Linked DNA regions of Homo sapiens: region 2 is linked to region 1. The links are chromatin loops, found by intact Hi-C in ENCODE. Cell type or tissue: heart right ventricle. All regions are shown on one strand.

Region 1 (8,000 bases):
TTATAGGCACCCACGACCATGCTCAGCTAATTTTTTGTATTTTTAGTAGAGATGGGTTTCACCATGTTGGCCAGGCTGGTCTCGAACTCTTGACCTCAGATGATCCATCCATCTACCCTCCTTGGCCTCCCAAAGTTCTGGGATTACAGGCGTGAGCCATCGGGCCCAGCTACATCTTGCTTATGTCTAAGGAAAACTACTGAATGGGGATCATTCTCCTGGCACGTACATGTGGGTATACAGTACCTTCTGTCTGAGTACTAACCAGGCCCGACCTTGCTTAGCTTCCTCAAACAGATGAAATCGGGCATGTTCAGAGTACTATGGCCATAGACTATATAGTGTCTTATATAAGATATAGCACATGTTATGTAAATAAATGATATTCACACAAAAATATGCATATCCTCCCCTCCACCCCATAGTTTTTGGGTTTACCTATCAGCTCTCAGAGTGGAGGACTGAAGGAAGCCCAGAAAGAAAAAATCAATTTAGGCCAGGTGCAGTGGCTCATGCCTATAATCCCAGCACACTGGGAGTCCAAGGTGGGTGGATCACCTGGTCAGTTCGAGACAAGTCTGGCCAACATGGTGAAACCTCGTCTCTACTAAAAATATAAAAGTTAGCCGGGCGTGGTGGCGGGCGTCTGTAATCCCAGCTACTCAGGAGGCTAAGGCAGGAGAATCCCTTGAACCTGGGGGACGGAGGTTGCAGTGAGCTGAGACCACGCCATTGCACTCCAGCCTGGGTGACAGAGCAAGACTCCGTCTCAAAAAAAAAAAAAAAATTCAATTTATATTGGAAGATCAAGGAAGGATTAGATTGGCGGGGGTGGGGGTGGGGTGGGGAAGGTGGGATCCTAAGAGAAGAAAGCCAAGACTGAGTTCTTTGGGAATTTGGGGGGAGTTTTGGGAGCCCTGGGAGAGATGAGGACCTCTGCCATGCTCTGACGGGGAGGCACAGTGAGACCAAGGGATGAGTATGTTGATAGTGCTTTTCTCTGGCTCCTACAATTTGCTGCCCATTTTGAACTTTGCTAAGAGAGTGCAGTGAAGATTCCTATTGCTCATTATTGTTTTCTTGGTTAACTGATTTTGTTTCTTTTTTCTTTTTTTCCTAGAAAATCATGAAACAAGGAATAAAACTATGATTTTGTACTGAGACCACAAGACAGCACAGTTTTACACAGACTGCACACACCCATCTCTCTGCCACTCTGTCTAGACTTTTAATTATTATTATTATTATTATTATTATTTTTGAGACAGTCTTGCTCTGTCGCTCAGGCTGGAGTGCAGTGGCACGATGATCTCGGCAGACTGCAACCTCCACCTCCTGGGTTCAAGCAATTATCCTGCCTTAGCCTCCTGAGTAGCTGGGGTTATAGGCACGTGCCACCACATCTGCCTAATTTTTATATATTTAGTAGAGACGGGGTTTCACCATGTTGGCCAGGCTGGTCTTGAACTCCTGACCTCAGGTGATCCACCTGCCTCGGCTTCCCAAAGTGTTGGGATTACAGGCGAGAGCCACCATGCCTGGCCTAAACTTATATTAATTTTATATTGCACAAATAGATTATGGTGATGGAGAAATTTATTCTCTGGAACTGGACAAAGTAGAAAGCAGACAGTCACAGTGAATCTCATCACCTAAAGGTGACCACTTTTGCATTTGGTGGCTATGCCTTCAGGTTTTTCCTAAGCATGTACAAATGTAAGTTGCTATTTGCAAATTGAGACTTTTGTTCTATATGCTATATATTTTTTGTGCAACTTTCTTTTCTTTTTTTTTTTTTTTTTTGAGACAGAGTCTTGCTCTGTCACCCAGGCTGGAGTGCAATGGTGCGATCTCAGCTCACTGCCACCTCTGCCTCCTGGGTTCAAGTGATTCTTCTGCCTCAGCCTCCCGAGCAGCTGGGATTACAGGTGCATGCCACCATCCCTGGCTAATTTTTTATATTTTAGTAGAGACAGGGTTTCACTGTGTTGCCCAGGCTGGTCTCGAACTCCTGAGCTCAGGCAATCTACCCGCTTCGGCCTCCCAAAATTCTGGGATTACAGGCGTGAGCCACCACACCCAGCCTTGCTTTTCTTACTTATTATTACAGTACTGCATGTCATTTCTGTTGTCTACACGTATCTTTTAGCAATTTTTGCAAAGTGTTCCATCTTATAGATTTACCACAATATTTTTAAAAATTTTTAAATGTTTACTGTAATTTATTTTATTTTTTTTGAGACGGAGTCTCACTCTATCACCCGGGCTGGAGTGCAGTGGCACCACTTGGCTCACTGCAACCTCTGCCTCTCAGGTTCAAGTGATCCTCCTACTTCAGCCTCCTGAGTAGCTGGGATTACAGGCATGTGCCGCCACACCCAGCTAATTTTTGTATTTTTAGTAGAGACAGGGTTTCACCATGTTGACCAGGCTGGTCTCGAACTCCTAACCTCCAGTGATCTGCCTGCCTCAGCCTCCCAAAGTGCTGGGATTACTGGAGTGAGCCACCGCACCCAGCTCACAATTATTTTTTAAGGTGAGGTCTTGCTATATATGGCCTAAACTGGACTCGAACTCTTGGGCTCAAGTGATCCTCCTGCCTGGGCATCTCAAGTAGCTGGGGCTACAGGTGCATGCCATTGTGCCTGGCTCCCACAATTTATTTATGTCACCAATAATGGGCATTTATGTTGTGTCTAATTTTTTGATATTGTAAACAATGCTGCAATGAGCATCCTTGAACATATAGACATGTAGATTCTACCAGAAACTACCCTTAAAGAAAAGATTTGTTTTTTTGTGGTGGTTGTCAGTGAAAGCACTACCCCAGTATCATGTGGCTCTGGAGGTCTCTGTGTCATTAAGTAACCTCAAAACCTGCAGCATATGGTTTTGAGTTATCTTAGTAATTCCCTCTTCTTTTATAATTGGAATTTGAGTGGAGAAAATTAAACAATACACATGTAATAACATCATTCTTTATCTGTTCCCTACTTAATATGTGATTTCTTTTATTGGCTGGAAAAAGTACATAGCTGCTGATTTATCTACTTCAAGTAGCAGGACAATATGCTTACCTTAAATAGTCAAATGTAGAAAAGAACAATGGTCCTGAAACACAGTCCACGCCGTCACAGGAAGAGGAGAGGCCTGAGACTATGAGGAGAGGGAGAGACCAGTGATCAAAACTGAGCTCTACAACAGTCCTCTCTGTTGGGGGAATTAAAAAGCAAAGGATTTGAACAAGTAATTCACAGATGGGGTAGTACAAATGGCCAGGAAACTTCTCAAATAACTTGGAAAACGTGAAACCCCAAGGATAGTGTTAAGAGACCGCTTTAAAGTGAGATTTCTGTTATTCATGTTTAAAATATGAAGTATTCATCAGTCTTCTGGAAGAGACTGACACACAAAAAATATAACAAGTAGCTTGTATTGATCTTTCACCAGGAGACTTTCTGAGAACTTTTCACATATTAGCTCATATAATCCACATAGCAACTTTATGAAGTAGACAGTTAATTATTTCCATTTTGTAGATAAAGAAAACAAGGCGCACAGAGGCATTCCGTGTTTTGTCCAGGGTCATTCAGTCCTTGGCAGAGCTGGCATTTGGGGTCAGGCAGCTGGGCTCCTGGGCCCGAGCGCTTAAACACTGCCTTGTGCTACCACCTGGTGGTCAAAAGCGATACACGCAACAATGGAGGTGAGCCCAGGCCAGCCAGGAGCCGGCTCCCTGGAGGATGTGAACTTGAAGCAGAAATCAGGAAAGACATTCCAGGGAGAGACAGCAGCACTCGCCAAGGCACAAAAACAGCAGTTACTGCTCCATGCATGAGGAGCAAGAGACAACTGGGAATGATAGCAAGAGGAGTAAAAAATAAAAAGAATTTCTTTTCTTTTTTTTTTTTAAAGAGCAAAGAATGATGTGTTAGGAGATTGAGTGGAGAGGTCAGCTGGGACCAGATGACGGGAGAGCTCCTAGTAAGGGGATTGGACTTTATTCTGAGGCTGATGGAAAGCCACTGAAGAGCTTTTAATCACGGCAGTCGGCCAGGCGTGGTGGCTGACACCTGCAATCCCAACACTTTGGGAGGATGAGGCAAGGGAATCGCTTGAGGCCAGGAGTTCTAGACCAGCCTAGGCAACATAATGAGACGCCCCCGTCTCCACAAAAATGAAACACCACACACACACACACACATATTAGCTGGGTGTGGTAGCATGCCTGTGGTCCCAGCTACTTAGGAGGCTGAGGTGGGAGGATTGCTTGAGCCCAGGAGATTGAGGTTGCAGTGAGCCTTGCACTCCAGCCTGGGAGACAGGGCCAGACCTTGTATGGAAAATTGATCAGTCGGCCGGGCGTGGTGGCTCGTGCCTGTAATCCCAGCACTTTGGAAGGCTGAGGCGGTCGGATCACCTGAGGTCAGGAATTCGAGACCAGCCTGGCCAACATAGTGAAACCCCGTCTCTACTAAAAATACAAAAATTAGCTGGGCATGGTGGCGCACGCCTGTAGTCCTAGCTACTCGGGAGGCTGAGGCAGAAGAATCACTTGAACCTGGGAGACGGAGGTTGCAGTGAGCTGAGATCATGCCACTGCACTTCAGCCTGGGCAACAGAGCGAGACTCTGTCTAATATATATATAATATATATATATATATATATATATATATATATAGATAGATAGATATAGATATAGATATAGATATAGATATATATCGATCAGTCATAATCAGTCAATCATGGCAGTGACCTGGGGAGAGTTACAGTTTGTATAAAGTCCCTAGTGACTGTGAGGAAAATGGATGTGGGGGACAAGGCCCAGGGAGACCAATGCAGAGCCGCCAGGAAAGAGCCTGCAAGTTCCCAAGTCACCAGGACCCCAGCGGTGACGGAGTGGGGAGAGCACAGGTTCAAGAAATATTTAGAAGGCAAAGCTGTCAGCACTTGGCGAATGAACGTGATGCGAAATGGACAGAGTGGGAGAAGCAGGCTACAGACACCAGGAAAAAGATCGTTCCAATCACTCTTTGGCTGTTCCGAGCCTTATAGCGGGATCCTCAACCAGGGGCCATTCCGCCCCCCAGGAGACAACCAGCTGTGTCTCGGACAGTTTTGCTGGTCACAGCAAGCGGCCGGGGTGGCGGTGCTAGAGGACGCTGCTAAACCCCCTTGGTGCACAGGGCAGGCCCCATGGGACGGGAATCCTGGGCTCGGGGCGCGGCTGCCTGGGTCCCCTCTGGCGGCGCCAGCTCCAGGAGGCAGGAAACGAGGAGGCCCTGGCTCACGGAGTGTGCTTTTACAGAAGCAAGCCCTGGCGCTCCGGGCAGATGTCCGGGGGTCTCCCGCAGACCCCTTGCCCTCCATGGAATCCCGTTCCTCCCAGGGTTCCCCTCCCCCATTTACCCCTCCAGGCTCCTGAGCGCTGAAAACTGCATTCTGCGGCCCAGACAAGGTTACCGTCTTACTGCCGGGAAGCCACTAGATACAGTTGCAGGCTAAAGGCAGTGTGATTCCCCTCAAGCAGGCCTTAGTTTATCGTAGGGCACGGGACGTGCCTCCTTCCCCAGAGTCTCCTTTTCAGGAGCTGCAGGGCCTCTAGGCTTCCCGGACTGCAGCTTTACCTGCCTGCCCCCAGCAGGATGGTCTTGGGGTCTATACCTGAGCCGAGATCTCGCCACTGCACTCCAGCCTGGGTGACAGAGTGAGACATCGTCAGAAAGAAAAAAAAAGGTCATCCATGAGAAGAATCGGTATTGCTGGATTCTGTTGATGTTTTTTATTTGCTTCTGATTATCTATGTTGGTTAAAGGTAAACACAAAATTTCATTTAGACAGGAGGACTAAATTCGCGCAGTCTATTGCATATCATAGTGACAAGAGTTAATCACAATATATTGTATACTTGAAAATTGCTGAGTAGATTTCAAGTGTCCTCAACACAAAAATGATAAGTATGCTAGGTAATGTTATATGTTTAATAGCTGATTTAGGCATTTCACAATGTATGCATATAGCAAAACATGTTATACACCATAAATACATACAATTTTTACTTGTCAATTAAAAATAAATAAAACAATAAATAAAAGAGTATATAAAAATTGTTGGAAATTGCTCATATGAGATTTGTTGTTGATCAATAACATTATTATACTCTAAACTCATTTATTTATTTAATTTTTGAGACGGAGTCTGACTCTATCACCCAAGCTGGAGTGCAGTGGCATCATCTCGGCTCACTGCAACCTCTGTCTCCCGAGTTCAAGTGATTCTCATGCCTCAGCATTCCGAGTAGCTGGGACTATAGGCGCACGTCACTACACCTGGCTAATTTTTGTATTTTTAGTAGAGACGGGGTTTTACCATGTTGGCCAGGCTGGTCTCAACCTCCTGGCTTCAAGTGATCCACCTGCTTCAGCCTCCCAAAATGCTAGGATTACAGGCATGAGCCACCTCGCCTGGCCCTAGGCTCATTTTATTAATGTGAAAATTCTTTAGGCCCCAGAAGCATATATTCTGGATAGAGTGCAAACAGATTCTGAGTGAGGCTTCTGGGGCCAAATTGGAGGGGAGGGGCTTGCCCTGTGCTCTGTACCCACTCTGACGCTTTCGACTTGTCAAAAGTTTGTCTTCATTCTTTTATCTTTAAATGAAAACACACTGGGGCTCACCATGTGGAAATTAATCGCATTTACCAGCGGAATTACTTTCCTTTTGTTCTGTATCAAATAAACACAAATTTGGTGGCCTAAAACAGCACACTGATTCTCTTACAGTTCCAAAGGCCAGAAGTTCAGAACCAGGCTCACTGGGCTAAAGTCAAGGTGTTCACAGGTCTGGTTCCCTTTGGAGGTTCTCAAGGGAGAGTTCGCCTCCTTGCCTTTTTTGGCTACTGGAGGCTTTGTGCACTCCTTGACTTAAAACCTCTTCCTCAAATCATTCCAACCTTTGCTTCCATTGTGACATCTACTTCCTCCTCTGTAGTCAAATCTTGATCTGTTTCTGTCCGATGAGGCCACTTCTGATTACATTTGAGTCCCACCCTGATAATCCAGAATACTCTTTCCATCTTTCCATTAACATCCTTAATCATCTGGGCTCAGTGGCTCATGCCTGTAATCCCAGGACTTTGGGAGGTTGAGGCAGGCAGATCACTTGAGGCCAGGAGTTCGGGACCAGCCTGGGCAACATGGTGAAACCCCATCTCTACTAAAAATACAAAAAAAATTAGCTGGGTCTGGTGGCACATGTCTGTAGTCCCAGCTACTCAGGAGGCTGAGGCAGGAGAATCACTTGAATCCAGGAGGTGGAGGTTGTAGTGAGCCGAGATCACACCACCGCACTCTAGCCTGGTGACAGAGCCAGACTCTTGTCAAACAACAACAACAACAAAAACCTTTATCACATCTGCAAAGTCCACTTATGGAAGGTAACATTCACAGGTTCCAGGGATTAAGACCTAGATATCTTTGGGGTCTTTTATTCAGCCAACCACAGCACATTCTCCTTTAACACAAATTAGATGACTCAGAGGATTGCGTTTAGTCTGGGGCAAAACCTCATAGAATCAGAAAATATTTGCAAAATATAAAGCTGATATAACTTCCCTCAAAGCAAATGTTTTGGCTGTGGGAAGGGTTATTTGGTCAAAGAAAATGATTCCTTTATAATTATTGAGGAATTCAACCCGTTAGCCAATAAAACATTTGTTTGCTAAAAATACGTTTTATTTGAATAGCAGCTTTTTTTTTTTTTTTTGAGACCGGGTCTAGCCCTGTCACCCAGGCTAACGTGCAATGGCACGACCTTGGCTCACTGCAACCTCTGCCTCCCAGGTTCAAGCAATTCTCCTGCCTCAGCCTCCTGAGTAGCTGGGATTACAGGCGTACGCCACCATGCCTGGCTAATTTTTTGTATCTTTAGTAGAGACGGGTTTCACCATGTTGGCCAGATTGGTCTCGAACTCCTGACCTCGTGATCCGCCTGCCTTGGC
Region 2 (8,000 bases), 530 kb before region 1:
TACACATACACATATATGAACATTATGTAGAACCTAAGAATTTGCCAGTATTTGACCACTTTTTAACTATGACAGCAGCAATTTCTTATGATTCAATTAGATATTATCCTGAAAAAAAGGATAGCTTTGTCGTTTCCATATATAAATTATTAGGTTGGTACAAAGGTAATTAAAAGTAATGGCAAAAACGGCCATTACTTTAACACTTAAAATTCCCAAGTACAATACAAATGATGTATTCTTATCCGACATTTCTCCCTTATGCAACATGTTCTCAGTTTTCTACTTTATTGCTATTCATATATTGATATATTTCTATTGATATATTGCTACAAGGTCACCTGGCTCCTAACAGATAGTGTCCAATACTCGAAGAACAGAGAAATGCATTTGCTTTTACCCTGCCGGTTGGGATTTATTCAGCTGTTTCTAAACAAAACCCTTTCTCTTTCCCTCTTCCTAGGGTTGTGTCTGTAAAGACAAAGGCCAGTGCTTCTGTGACGGGGCCAAAGGGGAGAAGGTAAAAACAAACCCTAATACTGCTTGTTTACACTGTAAAGCTCTAGAAGGTAAAACTCAACCTTCTTCTTTCATCGGTAGCAGAAAGATCCGCAGTATGTTGTTCCATTTCCCAAATCCAATGTTAAAGTAATTGTATATAAACATTAACCTAAAAAAAAAAAAAGAAAAAAGTCATCTAGGAAGCTTCAGATACCTTGTATATACAATGGCAATTAAATTACAACTCTCTCGGTCTGTAAAGAATAAGTAGCAAATGAGAAAAAGAAAAAGAAAGTTTATGACAAGTCTCCATATGTATACACTATTTACAATGTTGCTAAACACAAGAGAAGAACTGAAAACGATTTGATTCATTCACTTTGACAGAAAATAAACATTGAAATTCACAGATTTTTGTCCTGCAGCATTGGTTCAAGTTCGCCCCCTGGTGGAGAAATCCCACAGCAGCACACTGGTTGAGGCAAAACTTAGCAGAGGGAAGTAGCTCCATTGCAGAATTCAAGAAAAAAAGGAATGCCGTGAAATCTCATTAATTCGCTCCATTAACTTGCAATTTGTGATAATTAAGATAGAGGCAGAACTAAAGTTTTTTTCTTTGTTTACCAAACCCTTTCCTCAGAGACACTAATTAATTGTTTAACAACATTGAAGGATGACTATTTTAAAATATTTTAAGAACATATTTAAGCTCTTTATCTAAACTAATTTCTATATAATGTGTATGCTAATTATAATAATTATACTTATTTTAAATTATTTCATAATTCACATGTAGTTGGATTTAGGTTTTTTCTTGAATCTGTGAATGTATTCTAATTCAGGTTCCCATTGAGAAGCACTTTCTCTGTGATTCTCCTTGCATTCAAGAAGCATTTATTGAGTTTCTATTATTTGCAAGATGCTACTGTAGGGTGTATAAAAGTAACTGAGTAGCGAGAGGGGTCTAGCACATTCTTTTATTTCTCTTCTTGTTGAGTGTGTGTGCACACACACAATGTAAAATAGCTGACTTGTTCTTTTTTGTTTTAATTTGCCAATTGTGTAACTAAATTGACCCAATTAACCAAATCAGCCGGTGGCCTTTACTGTTGAAGAGTACAGTCGGCCCTCCTTATCCACGGTTTCTGAATCCTCAGAATCAACCAATGGCATACTGAAAATACTTCGGGGAGGGGGGGATATAATAAAAAATAATACAACAATTAAAGATAATACAAATAAAAAAATGCAGTATAACAACCATTTGCAAAGCATTTGCATTGTATTAGGTATTATAAGTCACCTAGAGATTTAAGGTATATGGAAGGATGTTCTAGGTTATATGCAAATACGATGCCATTTTGTATAAGGGACTTAAGAATCCACAGGTTTTCGTGTGGGGGGAAGGTCCTGGAACCAATCCCCCACCGACACTGAGGGACAAACGTAATTCCAAGATACAAATCCATGGAAAAATTATTTGTTGGTAGAACTGTGTCAAGCCTTGGGCTTAAAGTACTTTCACTCACTTTTACTAGGTACTTTCCCCTAATATTATCTGACTCCTTCTAGAACATTACTGAGCTCACACCTTTTTGGTTATGCCACCCTTGCTACCTTTCCTGCATCTCCTACACAAATAACAGATTAAATTACTAACTCCTGTGTATTAAAGAAAGGGCTCAGACTCATAACCTGCCTGGTGGCGTTCTTTCAAGCTACATAGTAATTATGCACACTCCCCAGGCACCTTCTTGCACCTGACCCTCACTGTCTCTCCATCCCACAACAAACACTCCACTAACCTTGATGCTTCTACCTGGGCTTTCCCTTTCATTTTTTATTCCGTCTCCCTTAAGCTCTGCTCTACATAGCCCTACCATTTGGGAGAAAGTCAAGTTTCTACAAGACCAAGAGCCACCACTTTCAAGCCTATAGACAAATACTAACAACTGGTAGCTTTCTGGTTGCCTATGTAGTCACTCCTGAGTGCTAATTATGATTTTTTTAATCCAAGGAAAAAACATGCAAAGAGTCACCATGAAGTCATAAACAAGAGAACATAATGGTTATTGGTGTGTTTATTGTGGGATAGTTGCTGCTCTGTGTGTTTCTCACCTCGTTTTGGTTTTAACAGGGGGAGAAGGGCTTTCCTGGACCCCCCGGTTCTCCTGGCCAGAAAGGATTCACAGGTCCTGAAGGCTTGCCTGGACCGCAGGGACCCAAGGTATGTCATCCTGCAAGCTTGGAAAATCCCCAACCCACCTAACCCTCTTCCTGCCTACCCCCTGGCTGCTGCAAACCTGGAGAGAATTCCACATCTTAGCCAACTGCTAGGTGCATGGTGAACTCCTGGTTTCCGGTATTAGTGGGCCACATAGAACCGCAACCTGCTCCAAGACTATTGCAAATGATCATCATTAGCTTCAAGTCTGTGGCTCCAGTTCATCTCCCTCCCTAACCTACAGTGTCTACATCTGCATCTGTTCCTACCTCTATTCCTCCTACAGTGAAAACTCAGAGCTCTTTTTGCTTCTATTCAAGACCTGTCCAACCACCTGTGCCCCATCTTTGGGATTCCTTGTTCCACGAGGTGCCTCCCCTCTCTCCGGACATTCCAACTTTTCTTTTGTTATTGGCTTTTCTCTTTCAGTTCTTAAACATGCAAATATTTTCCATGATAATACAAAACTTCCTCTCCATCTTTTAGGTCTTGTGACCAAAGGATTGCTATCTTCTCCCTGACTTTCCTTTCTCTGTCAAACTTCTTAAAAGAATAGTCAAACATGCTGCCTGTAGTTCATCTACTATTCAGTCCTTAGCAATAATTTGCCTTCTACCACCTCTCCTCTGAAAACACTCCAGCAAAGATCACCAATGACCTTCAAGTGGCCAATGCCAATACATACTTTTGTGTCTTAATCTGACCTGAACCCCTCTGCTTAGTTTCAAATTGTGTGGATCGCTCTCCTCTCCTTGAAACACTTGTCTGTCTTTCTTTCTGTATTTCTCCTGTCTCTCTATCCTTCCCTTCCTTTGTGGGTTTCTCTTTTCCTTCTGGTCCCTTAAACATCCCGAGTCTATGACCCTTCACACTCATCACACATTCTTATCCTAAAGTCTGTGATACAGCAAAGGGCTTTGTTTAAATAAATACCATAGAGGATTTACTAAATAACTGAATAACCACTGGATTTGCTGAGTACTCTTTCCTGCTGTGGACATTAGCTAGACTTAAGCCTGGCTTCTCACGCACCCACACATTCATTCCCCTGACTACTGACCTCCAGCAAGCTATAAACCAACTAATAAGCTATGAAAAATGATTATAATTGATCTATACAGGTCTTTTACAAATTTCATAATATATTAGAATATGTATTAGAGGCCAGACACAGTGGCTCATGCCTGTAATCCCATTGCTCTGGGAGGCTGAGGCAGGAGGATCACTTGAGCCCACGAGTTTGAGGTCAACCTGGGCAACATAAGGAGACCCAGTTTCTACCAAAAATACAAAAATTAGCCAGGTGTGGTGGCATATGCCTGTGGTCTCAGCTACTCAGGAGGCTGAGGTAGGAGGATTGCTTGAGCCCTGGAGGCGGAGGCTGCAGTGAGCCATGATCATGCTACTGCACTCCAGCCTGGGTAATAGAGCGAGACTCCATTAAAAAAATATATACGTGTGTGTATATATATATATGTATTAAAATAATGTATGAAATATGTAAATGATAATCAAAGCCAAAGCCAACCTACTGCATATGTACTCTGTGCCAGGCATTGGGCCATCTATTTCTCCCTGGATCTCATTTACTCCTCACATCAATCCCACAAATCATGACTGTGGTGATTTACAATGTAGTTCCCATCATTACCTCCACTACATGGATGAGAAAACGGACACAGAGCACTTGAGTAATTTTTCCTGGGTCACGCAGCTCACAGGAAGCAAAATCAGAGTTCAAACCTGGTTTGACACTGTGTGTGGGATTTTCCTCAAACCAAACAATTCTCCAACTCTCTGGATGCCAACTGGGTACCCCTCAATTCAGTTATGACATTAAATACCTGGGGTTAGTGCAGACCCCATAGGGTAAGGGCTCAGTCCCACAAGACTGTCCCTGTTTCAGGACTAGTCATAAGTAGTGGGTCCTCAGTTACCCATAATGCCGTCCAACTTGGCTACAAATAAATCAGGGGTTCCCATGACCTCCTCCTCTGCTTTGATAATTTGCTAAAGAGTCTCATAGAACTCATGGGAACATTTATCAGTTTATTATAAGGGATATGAATGAGAGATGAAGAGATACACAGGAGAAGGTCCAGAAGGGTCCCAAGTGCAGGAGCTTCTGTCGCCATGGAGTTAAGGTGCATTACCGTCCTGGAACGTGAACGTTCACCCACCCAGAAGCTCTCTGAACACCATGCTTCAGGGATTCTTATGGAGGTGTCATCATGTGGGCAGGATCAATTATAAACTCAATCTCCAGCTCCGCTTTCCTCACTGAAGGGTGCAGCTGGAGCTCAAAGTTTCAAGCTTCTAATCAAGACTTGGTCTTTCTGATGACCAGCCCCCATCTGGGAGCCCACCAAGAGTTGCCTCCTTAGAACAAAAGACACTTCTATCACCCAGGATATTCCAAGTGAGGTCAAACACCAAATATTAGAACAAAAGATGGTCTTTACTCCCCTATCACTCAGAATATTAGAAGGGTTTTAGGAGCTCTGTGTCAGGAACCAAAGGCACAGAACAAATATGTGTTTCTTATGTCACATATATGATGCCAGAATCAAACTCTTGAAACCACACCCACAGCTTACATGTAAAATGCAAAATCTTGCTGTTTTCCAGTAATCCTGCCATTTCCCTGTCTACCATATCCATGTATGTGTTCTTTTTGTCCATTTCTCCTTCTTCCGATCCTAATTTTGAAAAAGTCATCCAGATTCTGGGCAGAAACTGAACACTGACTTCCTCTAAGGCATGGACCCAGGTTTTCTTCCATTTCTATTGGTAGAACGAGTTTGCCACTTCAACCCTGGACTTAGATCAGCCTAATGCCAATTCCGTTTTTAAAAAAATTGTTATCTGTAGCCTACTCTGTTTAATTCTCTTCAGCATTTCTTTAGAGATGCTGAAATTCATTAAAATAGTCACAAACACATGGCACTTAGTATGGGTTACATGAGTGCAGGCATTCCAGAAGATTAATCCAGAAAACCTGAGTACCATGTTGTCATAGATTGATATTTTAAAGCATGTAAGGCTTACAGATATGTATGAATAGCTACAAAAGATAATACAATCAAAGGCAGACAATTAGAGAATATTAAAACCTGACCAAAAAGATGTTTTAGATTTACAAGATTCCTATCTTAATTTTAAATGTTTTCTGCATGAAAAAAGTTTACAATGAGAAAGTAAAACCTGCAAGTAAAACCTTCTGCTTTCGGCATCACGTGAATAGAATTCTGTGGGAAGGGGAATGGCCTTGAACACAGCCATGCACCCCGGAATTCCGCCATAGATGGGAGAGACTGACTTTGGCCTTGACAGTGCAATCTCAGAGGATTCTGTAACAACCCTTTTCTCAAATAATAACAATAAAATTAAAAATCAAAACATACTGAAACTCTCTGGAATGATGAAAATGGCTTTTGGACAATGAAACTTTCACACCACGTGGCCTAGCTGAAACAGTCACCATTTAAGCTTATTCTCCAAGAAATAGGACGTCGAAACTGAATGCATTACATGCCCAAAGCAAGTTTATCTCTGGTTCAGGCAGTCCTTACTTGGCTATATATTTCCTTGTGCATGTCAGGCACATTTTGTTAATAGAGTGTTTCTTGTGCACAGAAATACTGGCTGGCATTCTCATCCACAACTGTAGTTGTGTCATTCATTTTTATCAGACCTCAGCAGCTGTGAGGCTAATTAGGACTTTTGCACAGACTTTAATGTGCACAAGAATCACTAAAGAATCATGTTAAACATGCAGATTCTCGGTCAATAGTCTGGGAGGTGAGGCAGATCTAAGATTCTACATTTCTGATAAGCTTCCAGGTAATGCTAATGCTGCAGGCCCCAAACCCCACTTTGAGTAGCAAGGGTTTGAATGAATTTTTGTCTTTTCTGATAAACAATTATCAAGTTCCAATGAAATAAGCAAGCAATTGAATCTTATTAACAATGAAATAATCAGAAGGGCAAAACAGCTTGGCATGTGACTGAGACTGGGTTTGATGTATGGGTTTCTTAGTGCCAAATAATTTTCAGAGTGTTTACTTTTTCTTTTTTCACTTGAATCTAGGGCTTTCCAGGACTTCCAGGACTCACGGGTTCCAAAGGTGTAAGGGTTAGTAGTCCAACCAGTCCACCCTGATCGTTAAAAGATCAGCTTTTCACAGTAAGAGTTATACAAATGTCAGAAAGGAGTACACTGTGTATGGTTCCATAGATGAAGTTCAAGAACAGGTAATACTAATCTGTAATGGTAGATGTCAAAGGAGTGGTTACCACATTAGGGGCAAGTGTTAAACTGACCAAGAAAGGCCATGAAGGAACCTCTGGAGTGATAAAGATGCTCTGTGTCTGATGAGATGATGGTATATAAAACTGCACATAGGTCAACCTTTGTTAAGCTGTTCAATTAAGCTGTTCTCAAAAGATTGGAGCACTTCATTGCATGCAAATTGTACCTTAGGAATCGATCCAAAAAAGCCAAAAATAATCTTAATGATATCTTTTTAAGAGTTACATAAATGTGAGATTTACAAAAGTTTGTTAAACCTTTAGTATTTGTTTTCCCAATCGTTTCGAGCTATTCCCAGTTATAGTGGAGGAAAAAGATTATCGCAATGGTAAATAAATTTATGTTTATAGATTGAACATTTTTAAAGTTTTTTTTTTTTGCCACCCCCTCCTTTTTCCTATGTCTTCAGGGAATAAGTGGATTGCCAGGATTTTCTGGTTCTCCTGGACTTCCAGTAAGTAATGGGAAAAATCCGTAGCTAGAAAATTTAAAAGTAAGCTCATTTTAATAAAGATGTTAAAACAGTCGTGCAAGAAAATGTGTTCTGATGCATTTGTTACATGAAGAAAATAGCACCTTAGGATGGTATATTATACTAGTGTGTGGATTTATATGACATATGAGTCAAAATGTACTTCCTGAAATACAAGCAGGACAGGATAGGATAGGGTAGGATAATTAGTAAATTATATGGTAAGTCGGCCCTCCATATCCAGTGATTCCACATCCATGGATTCAACCAACCAACTGTAGATCAAAAATATTTAAAAAAAAACAATAAAAATTGTACAAACCTAAAAACCATTACACTATAACAACTATTTACATAGAATTCACATTGTATTAGGTATTATAAGTAATCTAGAAATGACTTTAAGCATACAGGAGGATATGTATAAGTCATGTGCAAATACGGTACCATTCTATATAAGAGACTTGAGTATCTATGGATTTTGGTATTCA

Evidence for each region. Hi-C counts contacts between places; a loop is a spot of excess contacts. Peaks named below come from ENCODE experiments on the same cell type or tissue, not always from the same donor. Only the 100,000 strongest peaks of a DNase experiment are listed, where the experiment ranks them.
Region 2: it touches region 1 in a loop (8-fold over the local background); 13 of 110 quality-filtered maps call a loop at or near these places.

What each region holds. Positions count from the first base shown.
Region 1 is chr2:227,762,818-227,770,817 of GRCh38, forward strand. It overlaps the pseudogene RNA5SP121. Among named protein-coding and RNA genes, the nearest start is that of SCYGR8, 21 kb to the left of the region's middle. RefSeq lists an enhancer at 3,543-3,592. In heart right ventricle, a CTCF peak has its summit at 3,678 (motif pointing left); a DNase peak (open chromatin) is centred at 3,684; H3K27ac peaks cover 538 bases.
Region 2 is chr2:227,237,505-227,245,504 of GRCh38, forward strand. COL4A3 (collagen type IV alpha 3 chain) reads left to right here. Exons shown (of 52, transcript NM_000091.5): 2 at 464-520; 3 at 2,639-2,728; 4 at 6,816-6,860; 5 at 7,447-7,491. MFF-DT (MFF divergent transcript) reads right to left here. Exons shown (of 14, transcript NR_102371.1): 10 at 582-670. Among named protein-coding and RNA genes, the nearest start is that of COL4A3, 77 kb to the left of the region's middle. In heart right ventricle, a CTCF peak has its summit at 957 (motif pointing left); a DNase peak (open chromatin) is centred at 947.